2 separate regions of the Homo sapiens genome follow, and region 2 is linked to region 1. Evidence: chromatin loops called from intact Hi-C (ENCODE). Cell type or tissue: pancreas. All regions are shown on one strand.

Region 1 (8,000 bases):
AGGAAACACAGCTTTATGGAATTCTTGTTTTCTTTTTATGAGAAGAGAAATGCACCTATCTGCAGAAATTAAAAAACAATTATCAATAGTCAAAGTACAATTTGAAAATAAATTGATCTAATATTCTTTTTTCTTCATATAAATTTAATTAGCTTTTTCAAAAGTATGTTTACCAAGAATAATATCAGAATAATTTTAATAAAACTTGGTTGTCCTGTCATCACTATGCACATGCCTTCATTTTATTGCTTTATTTTAATCTCTGCATGTTTACACTGGTTGGCTCTCTGTCAGCCCAGCCAAAGCATATCTGGCCATTCCACAGAGTGTTTACCACACAGATTCTGGATTTTGAAATGGTATAGTCACTCCCTTGCCATCTCTCAAGTTCAGAAGCACCAGGGTTTGATGCTTCCAAGAGTGCAAACTGTAACTGGGCCTGAGGCAATTATTTTAACCAAGGGAAGGGAGAAGAGATGCAATGATATAAAGTCCTGGGTACTTGCTGGCTGTAAGCAGCACCTGCAAGGCCTTATATACTATACACAGAGGCACTGTATGGCAGACGCACCTGACAGCAATAACAAGATAATAAGTTAAGCAAATACACTGAGAATGACATTATGGTCTAAGAAGAATGTGTGTTCGGAGTCCCAAGCTAAGGAATCCGGGAGTGGCCAACCGGGAGTTTCATACCTTAATTGTGAAGGACACCTGAACCCCCAGCCATCCTTTGGAACATAGGTTGTACAGGGGATCAAAGCCTTCTGTTTTGGGTTAGATGGTGGTTGCTAGGTGGAGGGTGCTAAGTGAAAATGCTATATAAACTGCATGCTTTTTACAAACAGTAGTGGTTCTCTTGTCCAGCCCACTGCTACTGGACCATCCCTATGTAAGTTCCCCCAATAAACCCTATGTCTCATTCACTGTCTCTGAGTGTCTTCTTTGTCTTCTCAGACATGGTGCCATTCCACTGGAGTCAATAGGAGCCTGGCTTGACATAACATTACTAGGAGATGCAGAGAGTCAGGCTGGCCAATTCTGCCAGTGGTGAGTGTGGTGTTGCAGTCTTCTAAGTATCCTAATACAGCATTAAGTATTTCCATCCACATCCCTAGGGAACCCATTAGGCTTTATCAGGCCAATGGGAACCTCCCAGAGGAAAGCAGGACTGGGGGAGTATTTCCCCAGCTTCCACACTTAATATGATCCAAGGAACAGGGCTTAGAGCCCTCTCTCCCTCTATGGTCTCTTATTCAATCTTGGATTCAATTCAACTAATAAATTACAAATTCAAGCTGGGGAAATTTGAGAATGTTTAGATGAAGAAGGAATTTTTGTTGGGTGTAGGAGGAACGTAGGAATTAAATAGAGGTCGAAAAAAAGTCATAGCTTGCGGGGCTGAGAGGCTCTCAGAAGCAAAGGCCTGCCTTCACAAACTGCAAATGCTGTTGCTGGGATTGAAATGCAGTAGAGTGAGGCGGGAAATACAGGTGAAGATTCATTGTGCATTTACTCATTCACCATATGCCAGGCACTGTGCTAGACAACCAGAATCCAGCAGAAAAAAAAACAGAGGTGTCAGCTCTGGAAGCCACAGTCTAGGGAAGAAGCCACTGGGAGTCACAGCAGGCCATGGTGCCCACACCCTGTGGGAACACACTCTGGACTAAGGAAGATCATATACACATGATCCAGGAGCAGTGAGTATTCAGAGCTGGCAGGTCCTGGGTACTTTGAGGAAATACATTCAGCAAAGTTAGAGTGGGACTGTGGAGAAGGCACAGCACACAGGGCCTTGCTGGCTGATGGATTTGAGCTTTGCCTAAGGGCACAGGGAGCCCCTGAAGGGTATTAGCAAGGAGACGGCTGGAGCACTGCCCAGAGACAGGAGGTGAGAGGACAGAGGTGGGAGGCCAGTCACGAGCTCCTGCAGATGGCTCTGGAGAGGCCTTGGTGCCCTGGAGGGTGGGGTCAGGAAGGTAAGGGGTAGACAAGGAGGAGGACCATCTTGGAGGGAAGCGCACAGCTCCCTGAGTGATGGGGTGCAGAAGGAGGTGTGTGTCCAGGCAGTTAGAAGTGGCAGACGTTCTTGGAGGCTGTGAAAAGGTAGGGAATATGAAGGAAAAATATGATGTGGGAATAGAGGTGGTGGGGACACATCAGAAGCATGATGAGTGAGACGGCCCAGGAGACATGCAATTTGCGCCAAGGAGCATGGAGGAAAATTCTATTCCCAGGTTGCTGCCCAGCTACTCTAGAACACTACCTCCTCAGGGCGCTGCTTAGATATAGTATAGAAATGGGTATCTCAGGGCCTGACTGATTTCCTCATGGGGGATAGAGACCTGATAGAAATCTTGGCTGGTTCCAGGCCAATATCCAGGGCAAGCACATGAATCCATCAGAGTCAGCCTCAGGGAGAATGATGAGCCCATGGCCAAGGAGATAGTGAGCAGTTTTGGATTTGGAAAGCCAGTTTTCTTGGGAAAGATTTTATTACAGGTGTGCTGACAGGTGAAACAGTTTATGGGTGTTCTGTCTCTGAGTATTAAAAAGGGCATCCTGTTTTTGAAATACCCAAGCATTGCTGACTTCTCAGAGCTCTATATCTGTCCCAACACCTGAATGTGTATTGAATAGATTTTTATTGATTGGTATGTTTTGGTTACAAATGTTTTAGGTGCTTTTCTGTAAAGTACCTAAATACAAATAGAATGAAATTACTCGATTAGGACTGACATATAAAGTTAAATTTTCATATTCACTGATATGGATGAAACTCATCATTTTTAAGGCTCCAGTGGTTCTGTTCTAGGAACATATGTTTCTGTGGAACCTGGTAGATGCGTAACATAGGATTGATCTGTTCACAGTCTCAAAATAGCCTTGGAGGTTGACCCAGGCCTTGAAGCCCTGCTCTCAGGCCACTCTGCACCATTGGCTCGGTGACCTCCCAGAGATCTGAATAGGCCTAGTTGCTGCTCCTTGGAAACCTTGACTCCCCACAGATGAGCAGAAGCTGCTTCCTTTTCCCTAATCTATGGAAGGGTCACCAGGATAAAGCCCCTAGCGGGTGTGGAAGCCAGCTTTGGGAGAACCTAAGAAGTGCAATGGGAGCAGCTGTGAAAGGAAGATTGTGACTATACAGTCAAGCTGTGAGGCCAGGAAGACCCGGGACCCCCTCAGGGCTCTCAGAGGCTGAATATGAGGGCAGAAATCTCAGCTGCTTTGGCAGCAGAACAGCCGTGGGGACAGGAACACTCATATATTAATGAGACGCAAATTATCTTTCGGGTGCTTGTAGCACAAGCACATAGTCTTATAAGAAACACTTGAATAACAACTCCATTCAAAGCAGGGCTAGGCAGACTGAATAGATCAGCTCGGGGCTTATTTCCTCCCTCATTTAGCAGAGAGCTGGCTTAGCTTTCTGAATTGCTCAACGTAAAACACACTGAGACTAGCTGCTAAGCTTCAGAGGCTTCTCTCCACACAAGGCCACTTCCTGACCGGGAAGCTTCCAGTGTTTTCTAATTGCCCAGATGTTGCCATTTGGCCTATAGAGTGAAGGGCTTTACAGGGCGTGGTGCTTCTGGAGCTTTTCCACCCTGCGCCCAGCACAGCTGTGCCAGCCCAGGCCCAACTCCGGGCTGTGTGCTCTGCTGCTTCTCTGCCTGCAGTTTCCCCACAACAAACATAATTTTGTCTTTCTATCGAGCGATGGCTTTAGTGACGGGTGTCCCATGACCATGTTCTCAACAGCGGCTTCATTCAGGCCCTCCCTAGACCCAGAAGGCTGTCTTGGAGGACAGCTCCCAAGTATCCACGGAACTTGAGGCAAGAAGAGGGAAAGATACAAAAAAGGCAGAGAACAAAACTGAGGAAAGTAACACCCGCAGAGGGAGAGAAAATACAGCTTTCTGGAAAGACTGTTGCACGGGGTTTAGAAAAATTCATTCTTGATCATGGCTGTTTTGGCCAGGGGCCAGTCAGGAAAAAAAAAAAAAAAAGCCAGGAGGAGGAAGAGGAGAATGAGGATGACGAGGAGAGGGGGAAGAGGAGGGGGTAAGAGGAGCAGGGAGAGGAGGAGAATGGAGGAGGAGGAGGGGACGAGGAGGAAGAGGGGAAGAGGAAGAGGAGGGGGAGGAGGAGGAGAAAGAGGAGGAGGAGAGAAGGAAGAGAGGAGGAGGAGGGGAAGAGGCGGGGAGGCAGCCCCTGCCCACTCGAGGTGGTTCGTCAGAGTCGCTGTTGCATAGATCTGGTTACTAAGGTACTGGAATAGCTGAGACACCAAACAGGAAACAGCAGGCAACCCAGGACTCCTCAGCACCAAGTTGCTGCTCAAATCCCTAGCACTGCAGGGACAAAGGAGAGTCGCCTGGTGGGAACTGGAACCACATGGAGAAGTATCCCCAGGAAGCTCTGGGCCTGCGGAGGGAGGCGGTGCGGGCGACGCTGAAACCCAGCAGCTGCGCCGCCTGAGGCGGAGGTGAGAAGCGCCCTGGCTGGGCCTCCCTCCGGCGCCTCCCAGTGGCCGCAAGCTGGTCGGCGGCAGGTGCTGCGCAGTCAGCAGGACCCCGCGATGCGAACGAGAATGATGGGCATAAGGACTCCTCTCCATTTGCTGTGACATGTCAGGACAGGCCTTTCTTTCCGAGTTTCCCTTCTGAGATGGAAAGCGGTCTTTAGGCGTTTGTCCAGATCTGAATTTCTATGAGACAAGCATGAACTCTATCAGGAGACGTTGTGGTGGAACCACACCTGGTCATGGGCCTGGTGGGTGTGTCCTTCAAGAATGGGGTCTTCGGCCGGGTGCAGTGGTTCACGCCTGTAATCACAACACTTTAGGGGGCCGAGGTGGGCAGATCACCTGAGGTCAGTAGTTCGAGACCAGTCTTGCAAACGTGGTGAAACCCCATCTCTACTAAAAACACAAAAACTAACCAGGCGTGGTGGTGGGCGCCTGTAATCCCAGAGACCTACTCGACAGGCTGAGGCAGGAGAATCGTTTGAACCCTGGAGGCGGAGGTTGCTGTGAGCCGAGACTGCGCCACTGCACTCCAGCCTGGCGACACAGCAAGACTCCGTCTCAAAAAAAAAAAAAAGAATGGGGTCCTCATGCTAATATTGACCCGGGAGGAGCTAAAGTCTCTCCCACCACAGAGGTGGCCCTAAATCTAGGCAGAGTCTGGGAATGACAGAGTGGAGGTGTGATATGTCACCTGACATTCTGTTTCATGATGACAGGTACCGCATTCCACACTGACTCTTGTACCCCACGCAGGGTTGTGGCCTGGCTATTCTGGGTGTGTGGCTCCTGAGACAACGGTTGTGCTGCAGGTCCTTTCAGTGTAGCTTTCTCAGGAAAAAGTATTTAGGGCATGAGGTGAACCAATGGGAAAGGCAGACATTTTACTTGTTTTCCAAATACATTTATCAAGCATTATCAAGTCTGAGATTTTACCCTGCTTACAAGTTAACACACTAGCCTGCCATCGTTTCATGGATGTGGCAGGAGGCGTGAGGCTCCTGGATCAGGGACAGGATGGTTTAGCACTGACAGCAATAGCAGTAGTCAGGGTATCGGCACCTGCACCCATTCCTCAAACCTCAGTTCCCACTGAAAACATGAGGAGGACAGGTGAAGAGCCCTGAGGTTAGGAAACTCAAATCTTGAATAAGGGGTAGTAAGCTTGCCTGACCTTTGCCCTGGTGGAAAACACTATCCCTACCTTCAAATTCTGGAAGAAAACCTGCCCTCTCCCATATTGAGATTCCATACCTGTCAAGGCTGCTTATCATACAAACATCCTTGGAAAGGTAGCCTGGAGCACAGGCAGCCAGTGCTTCTGCTCAGAAGATGTGCAGGAATTCTAGAGACCCAGGAAAAATGCCTCCCAACAACATCCACCCCTTATTTCTATACTGTCTTGGCTTCTGGTGAATTTCCCCAGAGGAGACTATTTATCTGACTGACAGAAGCTGGGACCAAATTCATTTAGTGTGTCTCATACAGCATTGAATTGAGTCAACTATGAAAGGACTTCAAACAGCAAGATGAAGCCAACCTGCAGTACTGACCACAGCCATGCCTCCAAGGGTCCTTGATCCAAATAGCAGAACAAATCACATAAACTCTCAGGGCCTACTTTAGAAAGGCATGTGACTTGAGTTTCTGTATCGACTGTTCCTCTTGTCCAGAGGCCTTAATTAATCCAGGAATGGCGGCATGTACTAGTGATTGCACAGACTCCATGTTGGCCTGCACGGAGGAAGTCTAGAGAGATTCCATTATCCGTAATAACCCTGAACCAGTGAGCTGAGGCTGCCCTGAATGTCTTCCATTGCCAAGGTGGTGATCACTTCAGCTAAAACCAGGGACAAATTTCATACCATTAATTATGTGGCTTCCATTATAAGGGAAAATATCCTGAGAGTATATATGCATAGTGAGTCCGAGTAACTGAATTACTCATTTTGGAGCAATTTTAGAAGTTGTCTGAGGGCCACATGATCCACTGGCGGTATTTCCTTAAGCACTCAGAGGTCCCTCGTGGCCAATCCTAAGGTACAAGTCACCTAGAGGCCTGATAGGATGGAGAGTTGGATGTCTGCATCCAACAAAACCATGAAAGATGAAGTCCTTCCCTTCTCTGAATTTCCCCAGCATACTTGGATGGGTGTGTGCACCCATCTTGGGGAAAAGGAGACCTCCACCCCACCCCTAACAAACTTTCTCCTTAAAGGAGCTGAGGTTAAAGTAGAGGGGAACAGAGGGATGGATTTTCTAAGCATGGTGTGAAAGGGTGAAACTCTAAAGAAAAATATTGAGAGATCTGACATTATGATGATTTTTGAATATCCCAACTTGTGAATACCAAAAATGAAATAGATTTAAATTTAAAAGCAAGTAGAAAGTCATACGAAAAGTTTGAAATATTTTAATATATCCCTTTTTATATCATATAATAAACTTAATAGACTATGCTTGTACCAATCAATAAAACAATAATCAACAATCTAATATGTAAAGAAGCAATAGCTATAAATCTGCAAATTCACAACAATGGAGATATCATGAGTAATAAAATAGTACATTGTAATATTTGTGAATTATAAAAAGGCACAATAAGAGAATTTGAATTTTTAAAAACAAAACTGGCAAAGATTTTTAGAGATCATTGAACCTATATATTTTTTACTATATTAGATAGTTGTTCAATGAGTATCCACTTTCTCACTCTCTATCTCCGTGGGAGGCTGGGCTTGGCCCCATGACCTGTTTTAGCAAACAGAGCATGAGCAACAGTAACTGGCCAGTTCTGAGCAGAGGCCTCTCTGCTCAGAGACATTGTGAAATTCTTCTTGCCCTTCTGGAAGCTTCTGACCTCTGTGACAGAAACACATGCTCCAGGGAGCTGCCCCTCTCCAGCCTTGGCTGCAGAGAGTGGCATTGCAGTGCAGATCTGAACTCAGCCTGCAGCCTAAAGCAAGCCACCCTAGCAGACTCAGGGCCCCACAGCCTGAGGCAGAGCTACCCAACCAACCCTTGAACACTGGAGTGAGGAAAAAAGTTTATTGTATATGCCATTGAGATTTGGGGGTCAGGGTTTATTCTGCAACAAAAGGCTGACTTAAGACACAAATTGGTACCTAGAAGTGAGTATTCTATAACACAGGCCTAAGACAGGTAGCAGTAGTTTAGGTATCAAACAGTACAACAAAACATAATAGGCTGATAAACGTGATAAAACGGTTACAGAAAGCTAGAAAAAAGCGGCCAGTGTTATTGTCATGAAAAGACAAAACTCCGTTCAGTTGTTGTCTGTGATAACCTGGAAGACTGAACATGTCTTTTGTGTTCACGGCTCTATGCCTGGCATCAGACTTTGCTCAAAGCAGATATTCAAACACCAAGGGAATGGCTCAAATATTTTGGGCTAAGATGAGCATAGGAAAGAGGTTGAAGGTCTATTAGAGGAAAATAACTCGATTTC
Region 2 (8,000 bases), 120 kb before region 1:
GGACGCTTGTTTATAGTACAAAAGCTGGAACAAACAGGCAGGGAACACACAAGCCCTGCTCTGGCTCAGTTGGGAACACAGGTGCTGGTGACTCCAATTTCCCCTGCTCTGCACATGTCTGTGAATGACCACAAACACACCATGAGTACTGATTTGGGGGTTACTAATAGATTTCAGCAGGCAGGCAAAATCACAAATAGACTCCACGAATAATGGGGCTGACCTGTGCATTCTCAAATGGCTTTGAACTGTGAATGACTCTGTTTTACTAACACATGCGGTCCACATGTGGAGTTCTCACCCACAAGGCTCACGTGAGGGCTGTCAGCTTGGAGCTCTGGGATTCCTACTAGCTAACCAGAATTTTTCATGTTCAGAGGACAGAGTCTCAGAAACTATTTGCTCCTTAGACCATGTCCTCCCAGTGACTGAACCAAAGCTGAGATTTTTCTTAGTAAAATCGAACAAAGGATTGACTTTATAAAACTTCCGTTGAAAGATGGATGTAAGGGGGCACGTTACCTGGCTAGATAGAAAGTTCTGATTTTAAATATTCCAGATAACCATAAAAATCTATCACTGCTAAGGGAATGCCTAATTTCTAAAGAAGTAATTGAAGTCTGGTGGCTCACGCCTGTAATTCCAGCACTTTGGGAGGCCAAGTTGGGCAGACCACCTGAGCTCAGGAGCTCAAGACCAGCCTGGCCAACATGGCGAAACTCCATCTCTACTAAAAATACAAACATGTGGTGACATGCACCTATAATTCCAGCTACTGGGAGGCTGAGGCACAAGAATCACTTGAACCCAGGAGGCAGAGGTTGCAGTGAGCCAAGATTGCACCACTGCACTCCAGCCTGGGTGACAGAGTGAGACTCTGTCTCAAAAAAAAAAAAAAAATTACCCTCTGACATACATACACCTGCTCACAAATATATTGTCTGACCAGTGACAGCTGCTGCCTAGTGTCTGCAGGGAAGAGGAAGGGGGTGTCCAAGTGGTGGGCTTGGGGCATGACCTGAACCGGATGAATACTGGTATTGCTCCTGTGCAAATTAAAATTTGACCTAAGGCCTCCAGCAGGTCAGCAGGAAAGTGAAAGGAGACCCACACCCCTCCCTGAGCTCCCACTATCTCCCAGTATACAAAGGCCAGAGATGGCCTCCTCCCAGCAACACACGAGGGCCCAGTGCAGTATTCAGAAAGAGTTGACAGTGAGTGTCTAGGCTGGGAATTGACCCTGTTCCAAGGAGAGTGGCCTCTGGGTTGGAAGACTGAGGTGAGTGTATGGAGGGTCATGACAAAGCCACCCCCTAGGGGAAGGGAAGAGAGTACCAAGCCTGCCCTGGCTTTGCCAGATAAGGGATGGTAATGCAAGCTGGTATTTATGTTGATAAATATCTGTTTCCAGAGTGGGTAGGCCTGGGTGACAGTAGAGGGTGTTCCAAATAGATCCTGGAATTATGTTTGTCAAGCTTAAGCAGATGAGAGACCAGCATTGGCTTATGGGCCCTTCCCTGCACAGGCATACTGTCTAAGTCTGTTTACGTTGCTGTAAAGGAATAGCTGAGTCTGGGTAATTTACAAAGAAAAGAGGCTTGTTTCATTCACAGTTCTGCAGAGTGTACAAGTAGCATGGCACTAGCATCTGCTTCGAGTGAGGGCCTCAGGCTGTGTCTGCTCATGACAGGTGAAGGAGAGCCAGCACAAGTAGGGATCACATGGGGAAAGAGGAAGCAAGAGAGGTGCGGGGTGGTGCCGGGTTCTAACAACTGACTCTGGCAGGAACTAAGAGCTAGAACTCACTCATTACACCAAGGATGGCACCAAGCCATTCATGAAGGATTCGTCCCCATAATCCAAACATTTCCCATTAGGCCCCACCTCTAACACTGGGGGTCCAATTTCATCATGAAGTTTAAAAGGTCAAATATTCAAAATATAGCACGTTCCTAGCACCCTTCCACATAAACAGCTGCTCTTCATCCTCGGAATACCCACAGTGGCTGGGGCATTGTCCACAGCTGCTCAGAGCCCAAGGCCAGAAGCTTCTAGGACTTCTATTCCAGATTTTCTCCCCTGCACCCTCCCCCTTTCCCTGAAGTTGAGAGTCAGTGGGAGGAGCACAGAGAGAGAGGCTGAAAGAAAAGAAATAGTCAAAAGGGAGAATTTAAGAGGGCCCTTAAATCTAGGTAACCTTTGAGATGAGCAAAGTAATATTGAGAAACAAAACTGGTGGAGATGAGGGGAGACTGCCACAGTGTGAGTCTGCTGAGGAAGGAGCCAGTTAGGCTGAAAACATGGGTTCTCAGGGAGTGGTCTCCCTGGGGCCACCTGTGACTGAGGGGTAAGGCAGGATGCACCACTGAGGAGGGAGAGATATCCTGTTTAGTTTTTCTTTAAAGTTTATTATTTCTTATGGTATGTTTTTATAATGTATGCAAATATATTAGAATAATGGTATGCATAAGTATGCAGAGGATGCATGAATAACAAATACACACACATTTGGAATGCATGCTCAATTTTTTTTAACCCCATTGTCCAATCAAAAACACTGGGACTGAGGCCAGGCTTGGTGGCTCATGCCTGTAATCCCAGCATTTTGGGAGGCCGAGGCGGGAGGATCACGAGGTCGGGAGATCGAGACCATCCTGGCTAACACAGTGAAACCCCGTCTCTACTAAAAATACAAAAAAAAAAAATTAGCCAGGCATGATGGCGGGCACCTGTAGTCCCAGCTACACGGGAGGCTGAGGCAGGAGAACGGTGTGAACCTGGGAGGTGGAGCTTTTGGTGAGCCGAGATCACGCCACTGCACTCCAGCCTGGGCGACAGAGAGAGACTCCGTCTCAAAATAAAACAAAACAAAAAAGACAAACAACAATAACAACAACAACAACAACAAAAACATTGAGACTGACATTTTGGGCTGGATGATCACAAAAATAATAAAAATAATAAAAAAGAAATACTGAGGACTCCCATTCTAAAGGAGCAAATGTGGAAGTCTGTGGACAGATTCTTACCAGGTGTATTAGTCCATTCTCACGCTGCTATGAAGAAATACCCAAGACTGGGTAATTTATAAAGAAAAGAGGTTTAATTGACTCACAGTTCCACATGGCTGGAGAGGCCTCAGGAACACAATCATGGCAGAAGGCACCTCTTCACAGAGTGGCAAAAGAGAGAATGAGTGCCAAGCAAAGCGGGGAAAGTCCCTTATAAAACCATCAGATCTCGTGAGAACCCACTAACTATCACAAGAATAGCATGAGGGTAACCGCCCCCATGATTCAATTACCTCCCAGTGGGCCCCTCCCATGACTCGTGGGGATTATGAGAAATACAATTCAAGACGAAATTTGGGTGGGGACACTTTCAAACCATATCACCAGGACTCTGAAACCAAAGCAGTCTTTTGAACATGCTCTGTCTTGATTAATGACATTAATTTTAAGACTCCTTCTCACACCTTTTTTTAAAAAAACTAGAAATGTGAATCCTTCCATTTATGCAATGGAAATTAGTGTAATAGTCACTTACAGCCAATAACTTCTTTTCACTCACCCCATCCCCATCCTCTCCCCATCTGCCCCCCTCCATCGACTGGAGTTGTGCCTTGCCTGCATCCTAGTGCTCCCTCTAGGGCACATTGCATCCTCACATTGTCCTTCTGGAATGTCATTCTGGCAGTTCACATCTCCCACCTGTCCCCTCAAACCACACCTACAACCATGCCTTGGCTAATTTATCTTTCCCACTCCTAGGCTTTTGCTCACAAATTCCCTCTGCCTCTTCTTAGCTACTCATGAGACCATGTCCATCTTTTAATTCCCTACTGAAGTGACAGTATCCCTGCGGTGCCTCCTGTCATCCCTCTGGTGAGGGTTTCATTCCACTAGTGCTGGTTGTCCTTCTACGTAGCCCCTGTTCTATTCCACCCAGTTCTAGTGCTGACTGGCTTCCTAGTGAACCAGGAGTGTCTGAGGCAGGGCCCGGTTCTCCTCACCTTTCCCTGCTTCCTAACCCAGGGAGGAGCCTCTGCACAGCTGTGTGAGCTGAAAGAAGGGCTGCATGGTGAATGAGCCTGCCACATCTGGACTGAGCACTGCTGGGCTCTCTGCATGCCATTTGGCCATGAACAGCTTAGAAATGAAAATGGTGTTTTCCACTTTACCCATTTGCCGTTTCTCTCCTCATGTGTATTCATGGGTGATCCTAGCTCACTCTTTGGCAAAGGACACACTGTTTCTGAAACTGAAAAAGATGTGTGTTTAATTCATGTGGAAGAATGAGTGACCGAAACTTGATAAACAAGTCAGGAAAAAATGACCACAGGTGGGCCTTGCCTTAGAAGACATCACCACTGTGGTAATTAGCATATAGAGTGCTGGCTCCGGGACAGGCAGCACTGCAGAGCAAGCCGGGCAAGGGCCAGGGCGAACTGGAGGAGGGTCCCTGTGCTTGGAGAGGGGTGAGAGCGGCAGGCTGGACAATTTGGCTTGGTTTTAGACATCGTTGGGACCTACCTGAAGCTGGGGCATACTTCACCTTTGCGCTTACTCATAGGCTGTGTAGCCCGTGCTGGGGAGACCGTCAATCCCAGGCTGAGGTTTTCTGTGGTCTCGCCTGGAAGCCACGGGTGTTTACCAACACCACTCCCACCCCCATACACACTCCCTACTAGGCATTCACTGCCATTTCTGACTTCCCAGGGCTGCATGGCTGCCGAAATTCCCATGCAAGCCTTTAGCCTCCCAGAGCCTGGCTTTGTTTTCCCTTAGAACAGCACATCTTGGTAATCAGCCAATGAAAGAAAAATGGAATGCAGCATTTTGAGCCTCTTCTCTTCAATTCCCTTCTTTCTGGGATTTTGCCTTTAAATTTCAGGTGCCTAGGCAGCCTCAAATTCTGACTTCTGTCTCCTCAGTCAACTGAAATAATCACTTTTTGCTTTGCTTTATCTCCTGGGCTGCAATTCAGAAACTGTCTTCGAGTAAACCCGGGGCACATGGGGCTTGCCTTATGTGCGTCCCTCCTCCAGAGGACCAGCTCCTCACAGCCAATCCATGCTTGTTGCTCTCCAGTGCATCTCATCCTTTGTTTTCTTGTTTTTGCCTAGCTTTTATAGCTATTTTTGGTGATAGGAAGGGTCCAAACCTAGCTACTCTGCAGTGGCCAGGATCAGAAAGAATTTTGCAGTTGTTATTCCAAAATCTCAATAGAATTGTCAAATTTCTCACATACAGTCAAGGCTACTGTCTTCTAATATGGAAGTAGAGGTGAACGCAAAGCCAGCCAACTTAGAGAATTTCCTTCCTCTTCTATAAACATCACCTTCATTTTGGCAGTGCTATCTAGTAGAGTTAGAGCATGTCAGCCACATAGGTAACTTAAATGTTTTCAGTAGCCACATTATTATTATTATTATTATTATTATTATTATTATTATTTTGGTAGAGACAAGGTTTCATTCTGTCACCCAGGGTGGTCTTGAACTCCTGGATGTTTATGTAGGAACACATATTCATTTTAAGTTTCCTCCAATCTCAGTTTCCTGAGATGCCTGTAGCATCCTGCACATTCCTTCTACAGCACATGCACCTTTTACCCAAGATATAAGCCCTGGGTCTGGAGGGTCGCAATGCGGAGATCTGCCTGTCTTGCAACCGCAAAAGACCACACTTCTATCTGTAAATTCCCCCTAAAAAATCACCCAATACCGACAAACTGGATTTGTCTGCCTCTTTCTTTGGTTTCTTGGATCCTGTGTCATTTGGGGGTCATTTTCCATGCACAGCCTTTTCACAGAACACCCAATCATTCATTGTGATTTGCTTCTAAACACTTCAGTATAGATACTGGGGTGTGTGTGTGTGTTTCTGTGCCATCTATACCCTGTGGGCTGTTGCCCCCATCCCAGAGGTGGTCAATTAGCATTCATTAGCAACTAATTGGGATCCTCACTCAAGAAAGCTGTGCTAAGTTTCAAATATTTCTGCAAAGGGGTCATTGTTAATTTGCATAAGACATATCAGAAACTACTTGTATTGGTGAAATAAGTGATGTTCACCACATGGGGCTGTGCTGGTATCTTCCCCCTTTCCCATGAATGTGGTAGGAGAATCAGAAGTGCCCAGTGGTCCCATACTTTGAGAACCATGCCCTGGTTTAAAATCCTGGCCCTGTGTTCCCCACTAAACAGAGGACACCATAGTCTGACACAGTGTTCCCGCCATCAGAGCACATTCCTGTCTGCCTGGAAGGGGCATATACAGGAGCATGTCTGGGCCACCTGAAAACCCAAAGGCTCACAGACCAGGTGGCATGATAGGGGACCTGCTTGCCAATGACAGTTTACTCCCCTGCAGAATTCTTGGTAGTGAGGTTCTGAGGAAGGCAACTAATATTTGCTGATAAACACAGAGAGAACATGGTGACTAGGGAAGACCAGACCTGCTTGGGTGACTCCAAACACTGGTTAGTGGGTTGGGTTTTCTTATTTTCTTGAACTCATGGAAGTAACAAAATATGCTAATAGTAACACAGGGCTAGAAACAGTTCAAGTTTAACGTAGGAAATGATCTTTTCTTTTTTTTTTTTTTTTTTTTTTTTTTTTTTTGAGACGGAGTCTCGCTCTGTCGCCCAGGCCGGACTGCGGACTGCAGTGGCGCAATCTCGGCTCACTGCAAGCTCCGCTTCCCGGGTTCACGCCATTCTCCTGCCTCAGCCTCCCGAGTAGCTGGGACTACAAGCGCCCGCCACCGCGCCCGGCTAATTTTTTGTATTTTTAGTAGAGACGGGGTTTCACCTTGTTAGCCAGGATGGTCTCGATCTCCTGACCTCATGATCCACCCGCCTCGGCCTCCCAAAGTGCTGGGATTACAGGCGTGAGCCACCGCGCCCGGCCGGAAATGATCTTTTCTTAAAAATAATTTGGTCACTATTCTTCAAGGAATTCCCCCAAGGAGTTTTCTCCTAAAGATTAGTCTTTTATCCCTAAGTCACTCCTATCTCCTTCAGTTACAAGATTTTCCCCTTCTTACGGGCTGAGACATCACTTCCTAAATTCATGTCATATGTGGTTGAGAGTAGCCTTCTGTGTAATCAGAGTTCTCCGCAGAAACAGAACCACTGGGATATACAGATGCTCCTCAACTTATGATGGGGTTATGTCCTGATAGACCCACCATAAGTAGAAATATCGTAAGTCAAAAATGCATTTAATACACCCTGCCCACCAAATATCGTAGCTTAGCTTAGCCTACCCTGGCCCACTTTAACATGGTCAGAATAGCAATAGGGAAGAGTATCTTACTGCCTGTGGCTAAGCTGGGAAAAGATCAAAATTCCCATTTTAAAGTATGGTTTCAACTAAATATATATCACTTTTGCATCATTGTAAAGTGAAAAATAATCATAAATTGAACCATTCTAAGTCAGGGGCCATCTGTATATAGGTTTATAAGGGGAATGTGAAGTCCTAATTAGGGAAAAGGAGTCAGGCTGGTGGGACCAGGGGAAAACAAAGAGATAAAGCAAATGAGCTATAGGTCTGCCTTTTTTTATGGCCCAGGACATATGGCCATATGTCCTGGGCCATAAAGATAAGTCTTTTATCCCTAAGTCACTCCTATCTCCTTTAGTTACAAGATTTATCTGTGCAGGACATATGGCCATATGTCTTGATGACGTACATAACTCAAAAAATTCCTGCTTACCATCAAATGCCTCAATTTATCAAACACTCCGGCTGACAGAAGAATGCAAGTTAAGCTCTCTGCTGCCTTGGCATTATCAACCAGCCCAAGTTCCATTCTATAAAATCTCCAGCAAGCCTTTGTCTCCTTGCAGTCAGCTCCTCTTCTGCTGATCCTGCCCGTTGCCTTCTTGCAATGTATTTTCATACTTTCTATAATAAATCTGCCTTTCTTTACCTACAAATGTTTTGGTAAATTCTTTTACCCCCTCACCACCAGCCCAGATAGTCACCACTC

What was found. A loop is a pair of places that touch in the nucleus more often than their neighbours do. Peaks named below come from ENCODE experiments on the same cell type or tissue, not always from the same donor. Only the 100,000 strongest peaks of a DNase experiment are listed, where the experiment ranks them.
Region 2: a loop joins it to region 1, with 2.3 times the contacts of the local background. A loop is called at or near these places in 10 of 110 quality-filtered maps.

The regions. Positions count from the first base shown.
Region 1 is chr3:46,625,617-46,633,616 of GRCh38, forward strand. FAM240A (family with sequence similarity 240 member A) reads left to right here. Exons shown (of 3, transcript NM_001195442.2): 3 at 1-927. Among named protein-coding and RNA genes, the nearest start is that of FAM240A, 17 kb to the left of the region's middle. RefSeq lists an enhancer at 4,013-4,761 and a silencer at 4,450-4,499. In pancreas, a CTCF peak has its summit at 4,525 (motif pointing left); a DNase peak (open chromatin) is centred at 4,495; H3K27ac peaks cover 299 bases.
Region 2 is chr3:46,501,722-46,509,721 of GRCh38, forward strand. No RefSeq gene overlaps it. Among named protein-coding and RNA genes, the nearest start is that of RTP3, 7.7 kb to the left of the region's middle. In pancreas, no CTCF peak of the experiment used is centred here; no DNase peak of the experiment used is centred here.